Regions from separate parts of the Homo sapiens genome. Here regions 1, 2, 3 and 4 are each linked to region 5. The links are chromatin loops, found by intact Hi-C in ENCODE. Cell type or tissue: OCI-LY7. All regions are shown on one strand. Each heading gives the region's core, and the rest is flanking DNA. Links, peaks and the distances in the headings are about the cores only.

Region 1 (4,330 bases), core at 182-4,181, 190 kb before region 5:
GCCTGGTGGGAGCTGGCCTGGACCCCAGCCTCAGCCTGCCCGCCTTCCTTGTCCACATGCCCTCTGAGGGCTCTCTCCCGAGCCAAGACTAGATGGGGTCAGATCTCTGCCTAGATTCCCCAGTGGCTCCCAGTGCCCCAGGCAGGGTGAGGCCTCAGTTCCTTAGCCCGCCCTTTCTGGTCTTCCGTGGACAGAGCATAGCCACACCCATGTGCCCCACCTATCTCTGGCCCCTCGTCACCTCTCACACCTTCCCAGCCAACATTGCACACTCACCCTCCGTGTCAGGGCCACGCCTGTGCTTGATTTCTCCCCTCTTCCTAGAAGGCTCACTGCCTTCCTCAGCCCTTCACCAAGCTAACTTTTCTTTATCCTTAAGGGCCACCTGGGGACCAGCTGCCTCCAGGACGCTTTCCCTCCTGTGCCCAGGCTGGATTCGGTCTCCTTCCTCTGAATTCGCACACTAGCTGGTGCCTGCTTCTATTCCTGCCCTTGGCTGTTACAAGATTTTGCATTAGTGTATGACTCAGTGTCACACTCTAGGGGTCATCCCTGAGGGCTGACCCCATGTCTCATGATTGGGGAGCACAAAGTAGAAAGCAAACATTTATTAAGCTGCACTATGAGGCATGGAATATCATTATCTGCACCTTACACATGGGGAAATTGAGGAAGAGAGTCACACAAGCACTAGGTGGCAATGGCAGAATTTGAGCTCAGGCATTCCAGCTCCGCCACGGACCAAACCCACTGGAGGCCGGCAAGGTGGGCTCTGGAATTCAAGAAATGGCACGACAACCTACCTGTGGCTCTACCAGGGAGGGGCCAGGGGCTCTCACCTTGGCAGGTTGGGCAGCAGTGCCCAGGCCTCAGCACTGGCTCTGGGCAGGGGCTAGGCGGGCACTTCAGGGCCATGCAGCGAACTCGGCTCCTCTGTAATGCACCAGTGGCTGTGAGGCTTCAGGTCTGGCTCCCGCAGAGGGCTGGGTGGGCGGGTGTTGGGCACCCTCGGAGGAGGGGGGCACAGGGCAGGGATGGAGGGAGAACCTAGCTGGCTCCACCTCTCGGGAGGCATGTGAGGGGGCTGGAGGAGTGGCAGGCAGGGCCCAGGGCAGGGCAGGTGTCCAGGGAGGTGCAGGGCCTGGGCAGAGGGGACAGGTGGACTCACCAGGCAGGTGCACTGTAGACAAGGGTTGGAGCTGGACAGGAAGGTGACCCCCTCCTCATAAAGCTGCCCCTCATAATCACAGCCTGGGAAGGTTGGCAGGATGACAAGTGGGTCACCAGGCAGCAGGGTGGGTGGACATCACTTGAGGTAAGGCATGACCCCAAGTAGGTACTGGACCCTTGGGGTTGAAGGGATGGCGGGGCAGGGCAGGACAGGGCAGGAGGTCACCGGGCCGGCAGATGGGGCAGCACTCCCCAGGTGGGGTGCAGCTCTCCAAGCAGTTGAGCTCTGAACACGAGGGCCCCTGGCACTGCACGGCTCCTGTCTGCAGGGCAGACACTGAGCCAGCCCTCCCTTCCCCCACCATCCTCCCTCTTTCTCTCTCTCCTGCTCTCCCTCCTCGTCCCTTCCTGTTCCATCCCTCTCCTTTGCCAGAGCTGGCTTACTCTGCAGGCCTAGCAGGCTTCAGCCCTGATGCCTGGGCAGTGGCAGTAGCAGCCCTGCCTAGCCCCCACATTTGGGCTTGGCATGGTCAGGCCGGCAGTCTGCCCAGCAGCAGGGATGTGGGTGGTGGCTGATTCCTTTACCTGGCAGGTGCAGATGACACAGGGCCCTGGATGCCATGTTTCCCCAACCCCGTGGCCCTGGGGCAGCCTGGAAAACCAGGCCCAGACCCCCAAGTAAGAGACCCAAAGGACTGGGTGCCACATTAAAGGGGCACCATTCACGTGACAGACATCAGAGACTTTGATATTTACTACCCCTTTCCAGCAGATGGCAGTAAAGTGTCCGATAGGCACATCATCAGCATGGTTCCATTATTTTACAACAGATGGAAGTAGTGTCTTGAGGAAAGGGTGCCTTTTAAAATTTCACCAAAGACATCATATAGGCTAGCAGTGGCCCTGAGGCACCACGTGCCCTGAAGAGTGTGTGTGTGTGTGTTGGGGGAGCGGGGGTCAGGGGTCTTTTCTTTGTGTGTCTTTTCTTTGAGATCCATCAACCCCCAAGATTTTAGTCCTCATCTCCAGCCAGCACTCCAGGCTGCATTTCCAGACCCAACTGGTCTGAGTCCTTGTCCCACCTTTCTTACTACCAACTGAGACTCCTCTCTCGGAGGGGCTTCCAGATGAAATATAGGATGCCCAGTAAAATTTGAACTTCAGAAGAATAAGACGTCAATTTTAGTATAAGAATGTCCTAAATATTGCATAGGATATACCTATACTAAAAACTTACATGCCGTTTATTGAAATTAAGATTTAACAAAGCATTCTAGACTTTCATTTGCTAAATCTGGCAACACTATCACCTTATGAGCCAGTAACACCCCCCTGCATAGCCATGACCTCCTCTTCCTCCCAGCTCTCTTCATGTCCCCAGCACCACTGCTATCCTAGTGTCCCAAGCTCGGCCTCCACTATTCCAGGGGACCCAGCCAGTCACCGGCTCCTGCCCGTCCTTTAGAAACATCCCCCTTTCTCCAGCCCACTGCCATCCCTGGCTCCATGCCTAGACAACTGCTGTCACAGCCCCGACGCCTCTGTCTGCATCTAGCCCTCACCAGGTGAATATTCCTCAAGCGCCCCCTTGACCATGCCACACGCTGCTTCAGCCTTCAATACCCCCCACTGCCCATAGAAAAAAGTCCTAATTGCAAGGCTTACAGCAGCCTGTTCCCACTGGCCTTCCCACATGGACTTCCTGCAACCCACCTCTCTCCACCCTGTCCTTGTGCCCAGAGGAACCTCACGTACTCCCTCTCCTTCAGGTGGAACCCCACTTTCCCATGAAGACCCAGCTCAAAGGACCCATTGTCTGTAAAGGCCCCCTGACTGCCCAGCCTCGACGGGCTTCCCCTGCCTCCTGTGCCCTCCTCTGGCAAAATACACACTGCACTGCCTTCTACACCTCCTCTTAATCTGCTCATTGGGTCTTCAATCTTGTGGTAGCTTGGCTATGAGCTTATCTTCTCAACTAGATTGGAGGCTCCCTGAGGGCAGGAAAAAGATTTTGTGCCTGTTTCCCTATGGTCTCTGGCTCAGTCCCAGGCCAGAGCCAGTATTTGCTGATTTGTGCATGGGTTCTGCACTCCCCTGGCCACTGTCAGAGTGAGTGGGTAGGCACCCCTGGGCATGTCCCAGACTCACTGAGGTGGCAGGCTGTGTCTGTGGGCCAGAGAAGGCAAGCAGGAGGTGGGGCTGAGACTGGCAGGAGGCTGACCTGGCTTACAGTGCGGGCAGCATGCTCCTGGCTCAGGGCAGGGTCCTCTTGGGCATGGCTTCTGGTTGCAAGTGATGGTACCTTCCTGTGGGAGCAGACTGAGGTGGCTGCACAGACATCAGATTCCTGGAGGGCAGGGCCTCTGGAAGTAAAACCTCAGCCCAGGCTGGGACATGTCATAGGGGCAAGAGGATGAGTTGGCTCTGTGGATGTGGGCTACCCTCTGTGTAAAGGCAGAAAAGAGACATCCCGCCCCCACTCCCATCGTCTCCTGATGCTCTTAACCCTAGGAAACCATCTCTTCCAGGTGCCAGCACATTCCCCAGAGAGGGGAGATCCTAGGAAGAAGACCGAAGACTTTCTCAGGGAGGAAGGAGGAAGGAAAGACTGGGGGAAGGTGGATGTGGCAACTGGTGAGGGAGAATAGGCAGGCCAGGGGGTTCCGAAGTAGAAGATGGGCAGTGGAAGAGTGGGAGGTGATATAGGAGGACAAGCAACTATTAAGTTGGTGCAAAAGTAATTGCGGTTTTTGCCATTAAAAGTCATGTCAAAAACCGCAATTACTTTTGCACCAACCTAATACATTCTCTGCCCTCCATGCCACTGTTGGCCAGGTCTGAATTGAGTGGCTTGGGGACCCCCCAGTGTCCGTGGGCATTGAGCTCCTTTTCCTACTCGGAATCAACTGAAAGCCACCGTGGCAAGGTGTGGGAGTGGCAGGCAGAGCCCATTATGCGACATCTTGAGTGCCACGCTGCAGTGACAGGTAGCTGGAGAGAGGCAGACAGGTGAGGGATATCCAGGTAGGTCCTGGGAGCTTACCAGACAGCGGCAGGTGGTGCAGGCATCTGGGGAGAAGGTCTCCCCGTTGCCGTAGGTCTGGCCATTTTGGCTGCAGCCTAAGGAGACAGCAGTGTCACTCAAGCACCCCATGCCATC
Region 2 (4,330 bases), core at 201-4,200, 83 kb before region 5:
TACACGATAGCTACCTCCCAAACTTGCTTACATACATAGAACAAAGATATGATTAATATCAAGGACTTCCTATATTTCAAAAGCCTGTAAAGTTAGGCAGACTGCAACAATAATCTATCTTACTAATATTATACATTATTATCAGTGTAACTAGCTATATACTAATTTACCTGGATAATGATTCGTGTATTACCAAAGAAAGCCATGAAATATTAACAGCATGGGGAAACAGAATCATCTATCACACATGAACCAACTATTTTACTAGTTTTAAGCATGTCAGCTTGAAGTATACATCATTTGTAATGAATAACATCAGAACTTGATTGCTAACTAAATGCAGACTCACTTCCGCTCATTTTCATTTATTGTGCATATTGCATTATATATGCTTGTTGGAAAAAGGTGGAGTTGCAGCTAACTTGCAGAGAAATTAACCACGTAACTATGAGTATACACATAAGTTTATGTCTAGGATATAGACTTCTGAGACATCTGTCACTATCTAAAGCCACAAGAGGCACAGAGTAAATATCCAAGTATTTATAGAAGGAAGAATGGCAGGGGCCGGGTGTGGTGGCTCACGGCTGTAATCCCAGCACTTTGAGAGGCTGAGGTGGGTGGATCACAAGGTCAGGAGTTTGAGACCAGCCTAACCAACATGGTGAAACCCCGTCTCTACTAAAAATACAAAAATTAGCCAGGTGTGGTGGCACGCACCTGTAATCCCAGCTACTCAGGAGGCTGGGGCAGGAGAACTGCTTGAATCTGGGATGCAGAGGTTGCAGTGAGCTGAGATTGCGCCATGGTACTCCAGCCTGGGCGACAGAGCAAGACTCTGTCTAAAAAAAAAAGAAGGAAGAATGGCAGGAAAGGAAAGAACTAAGAGCCCTTGCTTTAGAGGGGAAAGTATTTGTAAAAAGTCATCAGAGCCTGCGTGCAGTGGCTCACACCTGTAATCCCAGCACTTTGGGAGGCTGAGGTGGGAGGATCGCTTGAGCCCAGGAGTTCTAGACTAATCTGAGCAACAAAGTTAAGACCCTGTCTCTACAAAAAAATTAAAAAATAAAACAACACTTTAAAAGTCACCAGAAAACACACTAGATGAGATAAGAAAATGTCACAAATATGGTTCTGGCCCCATTAAGTTCTTCTAGATATTTTTTACTCAAGACTTTCTTTGTTCCCCTGAAACTCAGAAAGAAAATATTCAGGGATGCCAGGCACTAAAATGGCCAGAATTTTTAGAAAAGACTATGACACTAATATATGCAATATATTTAAATATGTAATACGTAAACTAATAAATGCACAGGAGCACTTAATTTAATACGGTTCAAGGCTGAAAGTAGCAAAATGAACGGAGTAACTAAGTTCCCTTAACATGAACTGGAGCCACTGAGAGATTTCTCTTTAAGAGCTGATACTCATTCTCTCTCCCCCTCAACCTGTCTCAAACTCTCAATTGAATCTTTGATGCTGTTGATATAAACTCATTACATAATCACTTGGCCTTTAGACTTCCTGAATGATATTTCAATTTTAATAAGACATGATGTGTACAAGTGGAAGGATTTGCTTGTACATTCTAACTATTGACTCAAACTGAAAGACCAAATTCTGAAAAAAACCTGTTTCTAAAACTAATCTCTTTGAAAAGATGAAATTCTGCAAATTAAATCAAACATACATTCTAAAACATCAGAACTAACAGTTATCTTCTGTTCCTCTTTGAGAGCTATGCTATGTTAAAAATCTGCCTCTTAAAGTCCTCAAAAGCTTCAAGATAAATGCCACAGAGTCCAGAAGAGCTCACCAGTAAAAAGATAGCAGGGATAAATAAGAATTGAGATCTTAGATTAACAAAATAGAAAGTGAAGAGACAAAAATGTTAGAAGCACAGGTTCAGTTTAGCTATGAGAGCAAGCAGAAACACGTTTAAAACTTCAAAAAGTTCAACACCATGTTTAGGAATGGGTCCATTAGGACAGACCACAAAAGTATAATACTAACAAGAAATAGGACAGAATGTAATCATTAAAGGAGAGTGTGCAGGAAACTAAATGAGAAAAGGTCTTAAGAGGGGTTTGGAACCTGGCATTACAGCCACATGCCTATTTTTTTCTTGGCCATTTTGGACTAATTTCATCCCCTGGGTTCTATAACATGACAAGCTACATGACAAAATTAGAGACATTTTTAAGCACCACAGGAAATATATTTTTCAGACTGCATCACAGTTCCTCAAAATATCACCTGTGATTGATTGTCATGATGTGCTAAGTCAGGCACGTGCCTTGAATGCCCAAGTGGCTGCTGTAGTTGACTGCTGTGGCAGTAACCATGACACAAAATACATGTGGATGGGATTATTTTAAATTCACAAGTGCTTACAAAAAGAAAATGACAAATTCAAGTCCATTAACTCTCACCTCAGGCCACAGTCTGAGCACCACAGCTTTCACGCCCAGTCTAAAAGCAGCTCTTACTTTTTGTAGCTACAAAGTTAGTACTGCTGAAACTCGTATACCAAACTTAGTTGTGTGACTTGCTGAATTACAAACAACAGGTGAATTTACAGTCCCTCCACACTTCTCATGTGAAAGTTAGGAAACTGACTGGTAAAGAATGGGATTCTGAAACTTGGAAAGGAGACACCTGGTTGGACCTAAATGAACATGAGTCCATCATACTTCAAAAAGACAAAGCCAGAAAAAAAAAAATTCAAGGCAGCTTTAAAATAAATCCTCATTTTGAAAAGAATTAAGATTTATCCTACCTTTCTAGTAGGAGCTCATAAGAATGCCAACTTATATGTACAAGAAATAACAGAAATAGTCAAATATCATTTTGCAACCCATGATGAAATTATTATTATTTTTAGAGACAGTCTTGTTCTGTTGCCCAGACTGGAGTGCACTGGCACAATCGTGGCTCACTGCCACCTTGAACTCCTGGGGTCAAGTGATCCTTCCTGCCTCAGCCTCTTGAGTAGCTGGGACTACAGGTGCATGCCAACATGCTTGGTTAATGTATTATTTTTTTTTTGAGACAGGCTCTTGCTATGTTGCCCAGGCTGGTCTTGAATGCCTGACATCAAGCAACCGTCCCACCTCAGCCTTCCAACGTGCTGGAATTATAAGCATAAACCACATTGCCTGGCCCATAATGAAATTATTGATTAAGGTAGGGATTATCTACTGGAATGTAAAACAATTAGGCTAAAGTCTGATAGGGAATTGAACATTCATAAACTAACAAGCTACCATCACACAAACTACATTATATTACAAAGGAGGAAAGTGAACTTTAAAAATGGAAGGAACAGACTTTCATCTTAATCCAGTGGTCAACCCTAGCATCACTAATAGAAGGTCAACTGAACGCTGTATATATACTAAGACATAGCATCAAGTACCTATGATATATTCTAGCCCAAAATATTTAACTTTAAAAAACTAATCCTCTAAGCCTCTCAGTTTTTCTCAATCAGGATTCTAGGAAAGAATTATATCCTATAGGTTGGGTGTGGTGGTTCACGTTTGTAATCTCATCATTAAGGGAGGCCAAGGAGAGAGGATCACTTGAGACCAGGTTTGAGACCATAGAGAAGCTCTATATCTACAAAAAAAAAAAATTGTATAGAATTAAGCCCTTCAGAAAATTATCTGAGTGCCCATCTTCTTAATTATCCTAAGGGCGGTATATAGCTAGAACCATTATTAATGTAGAGGAAAGAATTCATTACATATAACGAATAGCTTTAGGCTTAATTCTCTTGAGGAACCCCTACTGAGAAGGGCTGTTTTAGATACAACTTCCAATTAGAGGAAATACAGAGAAAAGAAAAACATGCTAAAGGAAACGAAGGAGAGGCAATCAGAAAATCATAAAGGTAAGATAATTCTATAAAATGACTGGTACAATCTCTTCAACAAGTCATGTTATTTTAAACAAGGAACAGAATGTGGGACTGTGACTAAGAACCTGATACAAGGCATAGTTACAGATTGGATATTCTTTGTAAAAAGTATCTTTTTTTGTTTTTTCTTTTTGTTGAGATGGAGTCTCACTCTGTCGCTCAGGCTGGAGTGCAGTGGTGCCATCTCGGCCCACTGCAACCTCTGCCTCCCGGGTTCAAGCAATTCTCCTGCCTTGGCCTCCCGAGTAGCTGGGACTACAGCTGCATGCCACCACGCCCAGCTAATTTTTGTGTTTTTAGTAGAGACGGGGTTTCACCATGTTGGCCAGGATGGTCTCGAGCTCCTGACCTTGTGATCTGCCAGCCTTGGCCTCCCAAAGTGCTGGGATTACAGGCATGAGCCACCAC
Region 3 (4,284 bases), core at 285-4,284, 250 kb before region 5:
GCTCGGAAACTTTCTTGTAACCTGCCTGATCTGGGGCCTGTAGCCAGCTCCAGCCCGGCAGCCCCGGTTGTGCTGGGGACACAAAGGGCTCCAGAGCAGGGCCGTGGGCCACTGCCTGTGCCTGGGAGGGGTTAGAAGGACTGTGCACAGGGAGGTGGGGGCTAGTGGTCCAAGGCCCCTCAGCACCCCCAACCTCCTTTCTCTTCCTCCCCTAGCCTGTAACCCCAACGCCTGCCGCGCCTCTGGGCGAGGCCTGCAGCCCAAGGGTGTTCGCGTGAAAGAGGTGGCTGACTTCAAGGTGTTTACCAAGGGTGCCGGCAGCGGGGAGCTCAAGGTCACGGTCAAGGGGCCAAGTGAGTGCCAGAGCCCAGGGTCGTGAGGGTGGGGCTGGGGGATCATAAGGGAAGTATGGCCAGTGGTTCTGACTCCCAGAGGGCAGTGACAGCCAGCACCACAGCTCCACAGTGACCAGAGGCACCCCAGAATCTCAGGCTCATTGTCTCCTCTCTGCCTCAGTTTCTTGGTCTACAAGCCAGGAATGATTCTCTCCACCCTAAGTGCTATACGGGGTGTTATGCACAGGGATGACAAGTGTTCCCTGCCCTGAGTTGCAGCACTGCTCACTACAGCACTGCCCTCGGGCTGGGTCGGGGTCCCAATGGCTCCTTGAGGGGATTGAGGAGCTGGGACTTCAAGGATATTGATCTGCCTTCTTCCCCACCCTGCCCCCATCTCCTCAGAGGGCACAGAGGAGCCAGTGAAGGTGCGGGAGGCTGGGGATGGTGTGTTCGAGTGCGAGTACTACCCGGTGGTGCCTGGGAAGTATGTGGTGACCATCACGTGGGGCGGCTACGCCATCCCTCGCAGGTGAGTACCTTGCGCCCCCCATGCTGTCCTGTCTAGGCCATCACAGGGAGGGACGAGGGGCACTGGGCTGCGAGGGAGTTTGAGGGGAGATGGAGTTTGGGCTGCGAGGGACTTTGGGGGGCACTTCCTGGCATGGACACCAGCTCCCTCTCTGCCCAGCCCCTTTGAGGTACAGGTGAGCCCAGAGGCAGGAGTGCAAAAGGTCCGGGCCTGGGGTCCTGGTTTGGAGACTGGCCAGGTGGGCAAGTCAGCCGATTTTGTGGTGGAAGCCATTGGCACCGAGGTGGGGACACTGGGTAAGTGGCTGGGGGGCAGGAGGAGGGAGTGCTGCGGGGGAGGGCAGCAGGGGACACTGTGGGTAATGGGTGCAGTGCGCATGCTGGGGAGCGCTGGGGTGAGCAGGGAGATAGGACATGAGGGCAGCTAGAGGGGAGCTGGGGGACGGAAGGGTCTTGCCTGATGCTGGATCCCCGACCCTCCCCCACCTTGCCCCAGGCTTCTCCATCGAGGGGCCCTCACAAGCCAAGATCGAATGTGACGACAAGGGGGATGGCTCCTGCGATGTGCGGTACTGGCCCACGGAGCCTGGGGAGTACGCTGTGCACGTCATCTGTGACGATGAGGACATCCGAGACTCACCCTTCATTGCCCACATCCTGCCCGCCCCACCTGACTGCTTCCCAGATAAGGTGTGGTCCCAGCTCACACACACCTGCCCCGGGGGTGGGGCAAGCTGGTTCTCCTCCCCTCCCCAACTCAGCCTTCTTCCCTCCGCACAGGTGAAGGCCTTTGGGCCTGGCCTGGAGCCTACCGGCTGCATCGTGGACAAGCCCGCTGAGTTCACCATTGATGCTCGTGCAGCTGGCAAGGGAGACCTGAAGCTCTATGCCCAGGTAGGTCATTGTCCAGTCTCTGCTGCCCTTACTACCCATGGCAGGGACCCTGGAAGGCAGGGCCAGGCCAGAGGCAGAGGCCTCCCAGCAGGAAATGACAGCATCACAGAAGATCAGGCAGGACTGATACTCATGGGCCCATCAGTACCATGGAAAATTTTAAATTTTGTGTTTTCTTAACGATGATAACCTAAAAACGTATTTTACCAAAGAGTCATTTTTGTGCTAATTTGTAATTGAAAGATTGTTTCATTGAATAAGACACTGGTTTCCCAAGTCAGTTTCTCAGACTGGTGTCCATTGACCCCTAGAGGTTAATGAACATATTCTTGAGGATCTAAGAGGGTGATTCTTCTTTGAAAGGCTCATGATTCAGTTTTAGGAACATAAATTTAGCCCACACTCTTCCTGTCCAACACATTTCAGAGTTGAGGAAACCTAGGCTGGGAGAGCAAGCCATACAGATGGCCTTGAGTCAGGCTCCCAGGGTGGGCTCTGGCCGCCAGAGCACGTGGCCCTGGGCTCTGGTGGCCTCAGTGGCTGGTGTGGGGGCGGGAGTGCCAGTGTTGGGGGTGGGAAAGGAGGCGCTGGGTTCACCTGCGGCCAGCAGAGGGCGCTCTGCAGAGGCCACAGCTATGAACTTTGCTTGGGTGATGCCCACAGGACGCCGACGGCTGTCCCATCGACATCAAGGTGATCCCCAACGGCGACGGCACCTTCCGCTGCTCCTACGTGCCCACCAAGCCCATTAAGCACACCATCATCATCTCCTGGGGAGGCGTAAACGTGCCCAAGAGCCCCTTCCGGGTGCGTCCTCCCGGCCTGCCCCGTGCCCACCACCAGGGGTCCCTGAGGGAGGGCGGAACCCTCGCTGGAGTCCCTGTTGTCCCTGGGCTCAGGCTGGGACTGAGGCTTGGGCTGGTGCCACTGAGGCTGGGCCGGGTGCGCTGGGCAGGAGGATGAGCCTTGAGGGAGGGCACCACGCTGAGCTGCGACCCCTCCCGCAGGTGAACGTGGGCGAGGGCAGCCACCCCGAGCGGGTAAAGGTGTACGGCCCCGGAGTGGAGAAGACAGGCCTCAAGGCCAATGAGCCCACCTACTTCACGGTGGACTGCAGCGAGGCGGGGCAAGGTGCGCCCAGCCGGAAGGGGTGGGTCTGGGAGGGGGCGGGGGTGAGTCGAGTCGGGGGCTGAGCCCAACTCACAGCAGTGCCCGCTTCTCTGCAGGCGACGTGAGCATCGGCATCAAGTGCGCCCCAGGCGTGGTGGGCCCTGCAGAGGCTGACATTGACTTCGACATCATCAAGAATGACAACGACACCTTCACCGTCAAGTACACGCCACCAGGGGCGGGCCGCTACACCATCATGGTGCTGTTTGCCAACCAGGTACCTAAGCTCCTGGGTACTCACAGCGACATGCACCTGCCAGCTCCAGAAGGCAGCTGGAGATGCTGTCACTGGGAACAGGGAGGGATGATTCCGCAGACATGGTGGAGCCCTACCTGTGTGAGGCAGGGTGCCTCAGAGGAAGCAAAGGGGGCCCTTTTGGAGGCTGCCCCTGTCCATGCTGGGTCCCCTGGGTGTGTCCTGAGCCAGCATCTAGCTGAGAGCAGGGGTGTGTTCCCCTCGAGAGCCCTGACTGAGCCTCCTCCACATCCAGGAGATCCCCGCCAGCCCCTTCCACATCAAGGTGGACCCATCCCACGATGCCAGCAAAGTCAAGGCCGAGGGCCCTGGGCTGAATCGCACAGGTGAGTGTCTGGGCAGGGGCTGGGACTGGCTCGAGGTTGGGGTTAGGTGGCTGCCAGGCCCTCACCACATCTCTGGGTGGGTCCTCAGGTGTGGAAGTCGGGAAGCCCACCCACTTCACGGTGCTGACCAAGGGAGCCGGCAAGGCCAAGCTGGATGTGCAGTTTGCAGGGACAGCCAAGGGCGAGGTTGTGCGGGACTTTGAGATCATAGACAACCATGACTACTCCTACACTGTCAAGTACACCGCTGTCCAGCAGGTGCGCTCTGCCCCTCCCATGCTACCGCCCGGCCGGCCCGCCAGAGCCCTGGGTCTCCCTCCTCCAGTCCCATGGGACCAGTTCTGGATCCTCCACGCCTTTCCTGCCTCCTGCCCTCACTCTCATGGTGGATCTGAGCTTCAGAGCCCATATTCACCACCAGGATGTTGTAGGACCTTGCCTTATATCCAGTTCTGACCTACCATTGTACCCAACAGGGCAACATGGCAGTGACAGTGACTTATGGCGGGGACCCTGTCCCCAAGAGCCCCTTTGTGGTGAATGTGGCACCCCCGCTGGACCTCAGCAAAATCAAAGTTCAGGGCCTTAATAGCAGTAAGTGGGGCAAGAGCCACCCTGGGAGTGAGGGGTATTCGGGTAGGGTGGACCGGAGTCTCCTCATGGTGTCACTTGCCCTCCACGCAGAGGTGGCTGTGGGACAGGAACAAGCATTCTCTGTGAACACACGAGGGGCTGGCGGTCAGGGCCAACTGGATGTGCGGATGACTTCGCC
Region 4 (4,330 bases), core at 78-4,077, 210 kb before region 5:
CCTTGACTCCAGGGAGGATAAGTCCTCTTTCTCTTCAATTCAGTCAAGTTTACACGTTTTAAAAGAAACTTTGCTAGGCTATTATTTGGGGCCGGGTGGGGGTGCAAGGTGACTGGAAACAGACCAACCATGGCTTCCTTAGCCTGAGGTCACTAAAAATGGCCAGTCTGCGGCCTGCTCTCCCTCCCGCTATCTGTAATACAGTGTGGCTACAACTGCGCAGGGAAGCACACAGCCAGGCATCCCGGGTTCGAATCCTGATGCCAGCACTCAGTGCCTGTGCTTATTAGGTTGGATTAATCCACCTCTCTGAGCCTCAGTTTCTTAATCTGTAAAAAGAGATTAATAATACTTCCCTCACTGGGTAACTATGAAAATGAAGCGAGAGACTTTATTAAGAGCACCAAGTACAGTCTGTGGCATGGAACAGGTGCTTAATCAATGTTAGTCTTCTTCCCTTCCCCTGAAGCACCCCCTAGCAAGTGTTGATCAGAGCAGCCCTCCCTGATGGATGCCAGGGATGACTGCACAGCATTATGAACGTATTTAATACCACAAACTGTACACTTAAAAATGGTTAGGATTGTACATTTTAGTGTCTTACCACCATAAAAAACAAACAAACAAACAAACAAACAAAAAACAGAAAAGTCGGCGAGGTGGCTCACACCTGTAATCCAGCTCTTTCGGAGGCTGAGGCGGGTGGATCACCTGAGGTCAGGAGTTCGAGACCAGCCTGGCCAACATGTTAAAACCCCATCTCTACTAAAAATACAAAAATTAGCCAGGCTTGATGGCGCATGCCTATAATCCCAGCTACTCGGGAGGCTGAGGCAGGTGAATCCCTCGAATCCAGAGGTTGCAGTGAGCCGAGATTGTGCCACCGCACTCCAGCCTGTGCGACAAAGCGAGACTCCGTCTCAAAAAAACCAAAACCCAAATAAAAAAACCAAATTGGAGAAAATAGGATTATCATTAAAAAAAAAAGTATGTTTTTTCTTTCTTTTTTTTTTTTTGAGACAGAATCTCGCTCTGTTGCCAGGTTGCAGTGTAGTGGCACCATCTCAGCTCACTGCAACCTCTGCCTCCCGGGTTCAAGCTATCCTCCTGCCTCAGCCTCCCGAGTAGCTGGGACTACAGGCATGCCCCATCATGCCCAGCTAATTTTTGTATTTTTAGTAGAGACGGGGTTTCACCATGTTGGCCAGGATGGTCTCGATCTCTTGACCTTGTGATCCTCCCACCTTGGCCTCCCAAAGTGCTGGGATTACAGGCGTGAGCTACCAACCTCGGCCTGTTTTTTCTATGTAAGGATAACGTTCACCTGTATTGCAAAGGTAGGTTATCATTTCAGTGTTGGTATAGGACCAGAAACAGAAAAAAATTCCCTCCACAACAAATGTAAAATGGCTGTGTTAGGTAAACAACTATTAAATCCAGGAGACAGAAATTGGCCATCTTTCAATATTTGTAATAAAAATAAAACTGTTTCTTTACTTTTCCCCCCAATCTTAATAAATTTTTACTCTAACAACGACAACAAAAAAAGCTCGCCCACCCCTGTGGCTGGGCTACCCCCTGCCTGCCTGGGCCTCACGTCTCAGCACAACTGTCGCCCTGCAGCGCCACCTGCTGGCCAAGATGCTCCACAAACTGCACCCAGCTGCGGAGAGGCAAAGGGTTCCTGTCAGCTTCCCCAGTTCCCTTAGGGATGGTGCAGCCCTCGCCGGCCAGGCATAGGGTTCCAGAACAGTCCACTGGAGTCAGGAAGAATCTGGGGCTGGGACTGGTGAGGAAGGGCGGCAGGGGGTGGCAGCCCTAACCTCATATCTCATCTACCCCCACATCCCTGGACTCACCGGCACAGGTGGGACAGCAGTGCTGGGGCCCAGGGGGCAGGAGCTGGCTGGGGGGGCAGCCCACCAGGCTGGGACACTGCCGCCGGTGACAGCGAAGGCTGGGAGGCCCCTCAGGCTGTGGCTACAAGAATGAGTGAGCAGCGGTGGGTCCTGGGCCACAAAAACCCAGAGCTGCCCTTGGCCGGGACTTCCGGCCCCTCCCTCTGCCTGCTGCAGCCTCTTCCGGGACATGTCTTGGGCCCTGAACTCAAGGCTGAAGAGAGACTCAGTGTCTTCTAGACGTGCTCCTCACCCCATGCCCTAGTCTCTGAGATGATGTCTCCTTCTCCTTTAAGTCACTTGGGCCTGAGCCCTCATGTGACCTTTGATCCTCCGGCAGGCTCATGCCATCCTCCTCCCCAGGCCCATGGCTTAGTACCCTGACCTGTGATGTCATTTGCCTGCTCCAAGCCCTTCCATGGCCTTGCAAATAGAATCTCCACAATATGACCCCTAGCCACGTCCCAGGTGGCTCTCCGGCCATACACACCCGCCCTGCACTGCAGCCAGGGGGGCCACCTACGGCCTCCTGCACACTTGGAACCTGCGCTCCTTGTCTAAACCCAGACCTCCTGGCCCTGTTGGCCCCAACCCTGCCTTGTCTCCTGGCCACAGGGATACACTCCTTTGGCCCCCAGAGTGCCTGCTCCATGCAGTGACCAGCTTGGCTGGGCCTCATCCCATGCTGCCCACTCCCCCCCGACGAGGTGCCCCAGCCCCACCACTGTGCCCTCACCTACCTCGCAGATGCACACTTCACAGGGGTCTGCCCCAGGCTGGAAGCTCTCCCCAGGCTCGTACTTCCGGCCCTCATGCTCACAGTCTTTGGGGTGGAGTGAGAGCAGAACGGGACCAGGGGTCCTTCAGGCTGGCAGCGAGGCAGGGGTGGAGTCCTCTATCTCCAGCCTCCCCCTGATCCCAGGGAGTGGAGTGTGCACAAGGACGGAGGCCACTTCTCCAACTGCCTGTCTCTGCCACCCGGCCCAGCAGCGGCAGGGAGGTGTGGGCCCAGGGCTCCCTCCTCGCCTTTCCCCTCCCGCCCCAGGCTTCCAGTACCAGAGCATTGAGGACAGCAGTCATGGGGCCCTTGGCGGGGCTGGGCGCAAGAGCTGATGCACTGGATGCGTGCACAGGTGACGACGCCCTCGTGACACACACAGGAGGAGCAGGCACTGTCGGGGGGCACCCATCTACTGCCTTCGGGGTGCTCTTCCCCATGAGCCAGGCAGCCTGTGGTGCAAAGTGGGCAGGGACGAGCTCGGAGGTTGAGATCTGGACATCTGCTCCTGGCCCCCACCCTCAGTGGTCAGCTAGGCACGTGGCGCCAGGAGTGAGTTTGCAGGGATATGGCGGGAAGGTGCGATGGGGCAGAACTCCTGTCTGTTGTGGAGGGGAAAGGCACTGGGAGGGGTTCAGAACACCTGGGTTCTAATCCTGTTCTGTTCCTACCTGCTCTCAAGACCAAGCTCCAGGCAGCAGGCACTGCCCAGTGCAGCCCGCACCGGCCACAGACCTGGCATGCAGCAGCTGTGTCATAAATGCATGTGGACCAGGTGAATGGCTCCATCGCTAACCATGTGCCCAAGGTAACTCAGTCTCTCCGGGCCTCAGTCTCCTCATCTGTTAAATGGGGATTTCCTCTGTCCTGCCTCCCTCCCAGAGCAAGTGAAATGCTATGACAGTTCTGTGGTTCTGTAGAAACACCACCACACTGCGCAGGGTGTGGGACGAGGGGGCAGTGGGCAGGCTAAGAAAGGCTCAAGTTCAGAGCCAGATGGTCCAAGTGTCCATCTTGACTCTGCCACCTTCTCTACCTCTCTGTACCTCCACTTTCTCGTCTGTAAAATAGGAGGACTAAGAGTGCTTATCTGGTAAGTTGTTGTGCTGATTAAATGAGATAATACACGTAAAGTGCTCAGGGCCTGGCACATGCTACCTGCTCACTGAATGTCAGGTATCTTGATGATGATGATGATGGTGGTGATGATGATGATGATGATGAATGGGGTGTGGTTAGGAAGAGGGGCAGCTTTTTGTTTTATTTTTTAGACAGAGTCTTCTTTGTTGCCCAGGCTGGAGCACAGTGGTGCAAATGCAGCTCACTGCAGCCTCAAACTCCTGGGTTCAAGTGATCCTCCCACCTTGGCCTCCCAAAGTGCTGGGATTGCAAATGTGAGCCGCTGCACCCAGCCCAAGACAGGCAGCTTTGAGGGAACTCTAACCAGCACCTGGAAGAGGGATGGTCTGGGCAGTCCCGGACAGGGAGAGGTAGGAGAAGCTGAAGGTGGCAAGGGTGTATGCAAGGGCCAGTTGTTGGGGCAGGGAGGTGGGAGAAGAGCTGGCTGAGGGGAGGGAGGTGGGGTGGACAGAGGGACACAGGGCCAAGGGGCTGAAGCAAGGGGTAGGGCTACAGGCGGCCATACCTCTGCAGC
Region 5 (4,330 bases), core at 156-4,155:
ACTTCCCTTTTTTTCACTATAAAGCTTTGCACAGCCCTGCCTGCCTGAGTCTCTGACAAATGCGAGTGATGGTGGCTGAGACCCTGGCTAAAGCAAGCGCTGAATAAACAGCTTCTGTTTCTTCTCACTTGGGTGGTTTTTGTTTATTTCCACAGTGCTTAACACTGTGCTCGCAGAGTTAGTGATTGCCCAATACATTTTATATAGAGCAGTAGAATTGCTTTGTCGTATGAAACTTTAAAAAGAATTCCAATAGATAAATAAAAGTGGCATTTCAACCGTTTATTTTATCTAAGTCAGCCAGTAATAAAGGTAGGACTTTTGCAGTGATCTCAATAACATTAAATGAACATGATGGCTGATCCTTGCAACCACAAGGTTTTTTAAAATCCTGATTCACATAATAAGAAGTTGCAAATGCCAAATTTCTGTTTTCTTTTAAACAGGTCACTTTGCAATTAAATATTTGCAGAACCTCTGAAGCACCTCTTCAAAACTCTAGGGCTCTCAGAAACGTGGAGTAAAAACTTACCCTGATGTGAGGTCAGGGTACAGGGTCTTGATTTCAGTCCTAGTGATGCTGCCACTCTGCCGGATAACCTTGGGCATGACACTTGACCTCTGAGATTTGTTCCTCCCTTGTAAATGGAAAGAGCTGAACTAAAGAACTTCTCAAAATTTAGTGCGCATGGATAACCACATGTATATACTGGAGGAGGGTGCGTGCCCATTTAAAATGTAGGTTTCTGACCCACCCAGTGGCGTCTGAGTCAGGGTCCTGGAATCTGCATTTTAACAAGCACAGCTGATTCTGGTGCTAGTGACAATTGGGCACAATTTGAGCAGCACAGGAGCAAATGGTCTTTTAGGTCCCTTCTGGCTCTGATGTGTGTGATTCAGGTGAGGTTGTTGAAGAGAAGTGGGCTGCAGCATTGGGAAAGGAAAAGTGAAGGAGAAAACCATTCAACAGTGGGGAAAATTTTGTTTTTTTAAAAAGCCTATTGTGTCAATATTCTACTTTATTTCTTTTTTCTTTTCTTTTCTTTTCTTTTCTTTTTTTTGAGAAGGAGTCTCGCTCTGTCGCCCAGGCTGGAGTGCAGTGGTGGGATCTTTGCTCACTGCAACCTCCACCTCCCAGGTTCAAGCGATTCTCCTGCCTCAGCCTCCCGAGTAACTGGGATTACGGGCACCCACCACCACGCCTGGCCAATTTTTGTATTTTTAGTAGAGACAGGGTTTCCCCATGTTGGCCAGGCTGGTCTTGAACTCCTGACCTCAAGTAATCGGCCTGCCTCGACCTCCCAAAGTGCTGAGATTACGGATGTGAGCCACCGTGCCCGGCCAGCATTCCACTTTTGAAAGCCCCCGTGACCCTGGTCCAGAAGGACTTTGATTCCTGGCCCTGGTCTTCAAGCTCTTTGCAGAGGCAATGCACATTTTATTCTCCATGAGACCACAGGAAGAAAAAAAAACACCCTCAAATTTCCCAACCCCATGCCCTAAATTTCAATGCGCCAGAGATGAAATGCAACTTGCGAAATGCCTCCCTGCTCTTCTGCTCCACAGTTTCTCCATAGCTTGGCTTGGGGCAGGAGGGGACAGAGGAGGGTTTGGCCAGTCGGGGGTCTAGCCCTCAAAGCCAGATTAAACCCAGGCCACAGCGACTCCTCTCAATTCTGCAATTGGGTCCCAGCTCAGTGTGGCCATATCGCCCTCTTGCGGTAGAAAGCGGGACTCCGCCTGGCTAGGGGAACAGACGCCAGGGGCTGACTGTAACAAAGACCGGAAGCTCTTCTTGGATCCAAGGCAGGTGCAAGGAGGGAAAAAAGGTATCACCAGAGGGACGCTCTTCATTATGACTTTTTCTCTTTTTCCTCACCCTTTCTGCTTCCCAAACCCAGTTCTCCCACTTATCGTTGCCCACTATTAAAAACTGCTTTGTAATGAGAAAACCTGCAGTTTACAAGGTGTTTTCACAAACTTCATCTTATGTAAGCCACTCTCACTGCCTTTTCTCACTTCTCTTCCTCTTCCAGAATGAGAAGAAAAAAATGGAAAAAACAACAAACAAACAACAACAACAAAAAAAAACTGAAAAAAAATTACAAATGCCTTTCTAGTATTTTGCAAAAGGGTAGGCCTGCCCACACCCTTGGTTTAGGTTCCAGGACCAGTTATCTTGGAGCTGAGATCATAACCTTCACCCCTGTAAGGACCCCTTAGCTTTGTGGTCACAAATAGAGTCTTAAACTTGCCAGGGCTTGGTCACAAGAAGAGAGAGCAAAACATATGACCAAAGCGGCACAAGGCCGCTAAACAATTATTTTTGTTTCATCAACTGTTTTTTTTTTTTTAAGAGACAGGGGTCTCAGTGTGTTGCCCAGGCTGGACTTGAACTCCTGGGCTCAAGCAGTCCTCCCACCTCGGCCTCCCAAGTAGCTAGGATTACAGGTACACACTAGTGTACCTAGTGTACAGTAGTGTAACTAGTCTGGCTAGTTAATTAACTTTTAATTTAATTTAATTTTGAGATGGAGTCTCCCTCTGTCGCCCAGGCTGGAGTGCAGTGGCTCGATCTTGGCTCACTACAACCTCCACCTTCCGGGTTCAAGCGATTCTCCTGCCTCAGCCTCTCGAGTAGCTGAGACTACAGGGGAGTGCCACCACGCCCGGCTAATTTTTTGTGTTTTTAGTAGAGACGGGGTTTCACCATGTTAGCCAGGATAGTCTCGATCTCCTGACCTTGTGATCCACCAGCCTCAGCCTCCCAAAGTGCTGGGATTACAGGCATGAGCCACCGCGCCAGGCCTATTTTTTTGAGATGGAGTCTCACTCTGTCACCCAGGTGGGAGTGCAGTGGTGCTGATCTTGGCTCACTGCAAACGCTGCCTCCAGGGTTCAAGCGATTCTCTTGCCTCAGCCTCCCGAATAGCTGGGATTACAGGCATGTACCACCACACCCAGCTAGTTAATTAACTTAAAAAAATAATAATCAAATTATGGGCTGGCCGTGGTGGTTCAGGCCTGTAATCCCAGCACTTTGGGAGGCTGAGGCGAGTGGATCACTTGAGATCAGGAGTCCCAGACCAGCCCGGCCAACATGGTGAAACCCCATCTCTACCAAAAACACAAAAATTAGCCGGGCATGGTGGCGTGCACCTGTAGTCCCAGCTACTCAAGAGGCTGAGGCAGGAAAATCGCTTAAATCCGGGAGGCAGAGGTTGCACCAGGTAGAGATTGCACCACTGCACTCCAGACTGGGTGACAGAGCAAGACTCCATCTAAAAAAAAAAATTAATCAAATTATAACAAAAATTGAAAAATGCACAAATCATAAATGTACCATTCAAATAATTTTCACAGAGTACACCTGTGTAACTAAGCCTCCAGATCAAAAAAGAGAACATTACCAGCATTCCCTAATGCCCCCCTTCATGTTCCTCCCAGTCACAAATCACCCCCACTGTAACTCCTATTATGATTTTTAACATCATAGATTAATTTTATCTGCTTTTGAATTTCATATAGAAGGAATCACACAATATGTACTCACATATATGCCTTTTGCTGAGCACTGTGAATTAATCTATGTTGTTGCACACCATTCTTTCCTATTGTGCTAGTATGCCATTGTAGAAATATACCACAATGTATCCATTTTATTCATGGTAGACATTTTGGATATTTATAGTTTAGGGCTATTATAAGAGTGCTTCTTTGAACATTCTTGTATTCAAGAAAAAACAGCATTTTCTAGAGTGATCAAAGGGATTAATGGGACATTTATATACCTAGAAACATGATTTATATATATGGATATAAGAAAACAACAGGCATTATGAATCCTATTTATTTATTGAACTTCCATGTTTATTGCAGCACTATTGATGATAGCCAAGATTAAAAATCAACCTAAAAATGTCCATAATCAAATGAATGGGTAAAGAAAATGTGGTGTATATACACAATGGAGTATTATTCAGCCATAAGAAAAGAAAATCTTGTCATTTTCAATCATGTGGATGAACCTGGAGGACATTATGGTAATTGAAATAAGCCAGACACAGAAAAACAAATACCTCATAATCTCACTCATATGTGGAATCTAAACAAGTTGACCTCATTGAATCAGAGAGCAGAATGGTGGTTACCAGAGGCTGGGGTTTTACGGGGAGGTTTGGGGAGATGTCTGCCAAAGCACACCTAATTACAGTTAGATAGGAGGAATAAGCTCAAGAGATCTGTCACACAGCATGATGACTGTAGTTAATGATGATATATTCTATCTTTGAAGAATGCTAAGACACTTGATGTTAAGTGCTGTCACTAC

The links. A loop is a pair of places that touch in the nucleus more often than their neighbours do. Peaks named below come from ENCODE experiments on the same cell type or tissue, not always from the same donor. Only the 100,000 strongest peaks of a DNase experiment are listed, where the experiment ranks them.
Region 1: it touches region 5 in a loop (10-fold over the local background); 93 of 110 quality-filtered maps call a loop at or near these places.
Region 2: it touches region 5 in a loop (2.8-fold over the local background); 11 of 110 quality-filtered maps call a loop at or near these places.
Region 3: a loop joins it to region 5, with 7 times the contacts of the local background. A loop is called at or near these places in 6 of 110 quality-filtered maps.
Region 4: a loop joins it to region 5, with 7 times the contacts of the local background. A loop is called at or near these places in 6 of 110 quality-filtered maps.

Annotation. Positions count from the first base shown.
Region 1 is chr7:128,902,888-128,907,217 of GRCh38, forward strand. It overlaps KCP (kielin cysteine rich BMP regulator), which reads right to left. Exons shown (of 40, transcript NM_001366122.1): 4 at 4,214-4,290; 5 at 3,392-3,476; 6 at 1,169-1,251; 7 at 840-933. Among named protein-coding and RNA genes, the nearest start is that of KCP, 5.7 kb to the right of the region's middle. RefSeq lists enhancers at 966-1,471, 1,472-1,976. In OCI-LY7, for the core only: CTCF peaks have their summits at 1,953 (motif pointing right) and 2,155; a DNase peak (open chromatin) is centred at 1,944.
Region 2 is chr7:129,007,304-129,011,633 of GRCh38, forward strand. All of the region lies in intron 4 of TNPO3 (transportin 3), which reads right to left. Among named protein-coding and RNA genes, the nearest start is that of TNPO3, 46 kb to the right of the region's middle. In OCI-LY7, for the core only: no CTCF peak of the experiment used is centred there; DNase peaks (open chromatin) are centred at 1,438 and 2,278; H3K4me3 peaks cover 2,524 bases; H3K27ac peaks cover 4,000 bases.
Region 3 is chr7:128,839,808-128,844,091 of GRCh38, forward strand. It overlaps FLNC (filamin C), which reads left to right. Exons shown (of 48, transcript NM_001458.5): 9 at 216-353; 10 at 741-867; 11 at 1,027-1,163; 12 at 1,363-1,556; 13 at 1,647-1,760; 14 at 2,424-2,567; 15 at 2,768-2,891; 16 at 2,987-3,147; 17 at 3,422-3,512; 18 at 3,601-3,770; 19 at 3,989-4,106; 20 at 4,197-4,284. Among named protein-coding and RNA genes, the nearest start is that of FLNC, 12 kb to the left of the region's middle. RefSeq lists a silencer at 2,406-2,455 and an enhancer at 2,632-3,136. In OCI-LY7, for the core only: CTCF peaks have their summits at 2,372 (motif pointing right) and 2,571 (motif pointing right); a DNase peak (open chromatin) is centred at 2,344.
Region 4 is chr7:128,882,143-128,886,472 of GRCh38, forward strand. KCP (kielin cysteine rich BMP regulator) reads right to left here. Exons shown (of 40, transcript NM_001366122.1): 26 at 4,322-4,330; 27 at 2,955-3,128; 28 at 2,639-2,721; 29 at 1,860-1,980. Among named protein-coding and RNA genes, the nearest start is that of SPMIP1, 18 kb to the left of the region's middle. RefSeq lists a silencer at 1,493-1,787 and enhancers at 1,533-1,642, 2,093-2,352, 2,577-3,176. In OCI-LY7, for the core only: CTCF peaks have their summits at 1,634 (motif pointing left) and 1,839 (motif pointing right); DNase peaks (open chromatin) are centred at 1,629 and 2,069; H3K4me3 peaks cover 589 bases; H3K27ac peaks cover 554 bases.
Region 5 is chr7:129,089,966-129,094,295 of GRCh38, forward strand. It overlaps the pseudogene LOC112267982. Among named protein-coding and RNA genes, the nearest start is that of TNPO3, 37 kb to the left of the region's middle. RefSeq lists an enhancer at 1-42. In OCI-LY7, for the core only: CTCF peaks have their summits at 1,728 (motif pointing left) and 1,935; a DNase peak (open chromatin) is centred at 1,726; H3K27ac peaks cover 469 bases.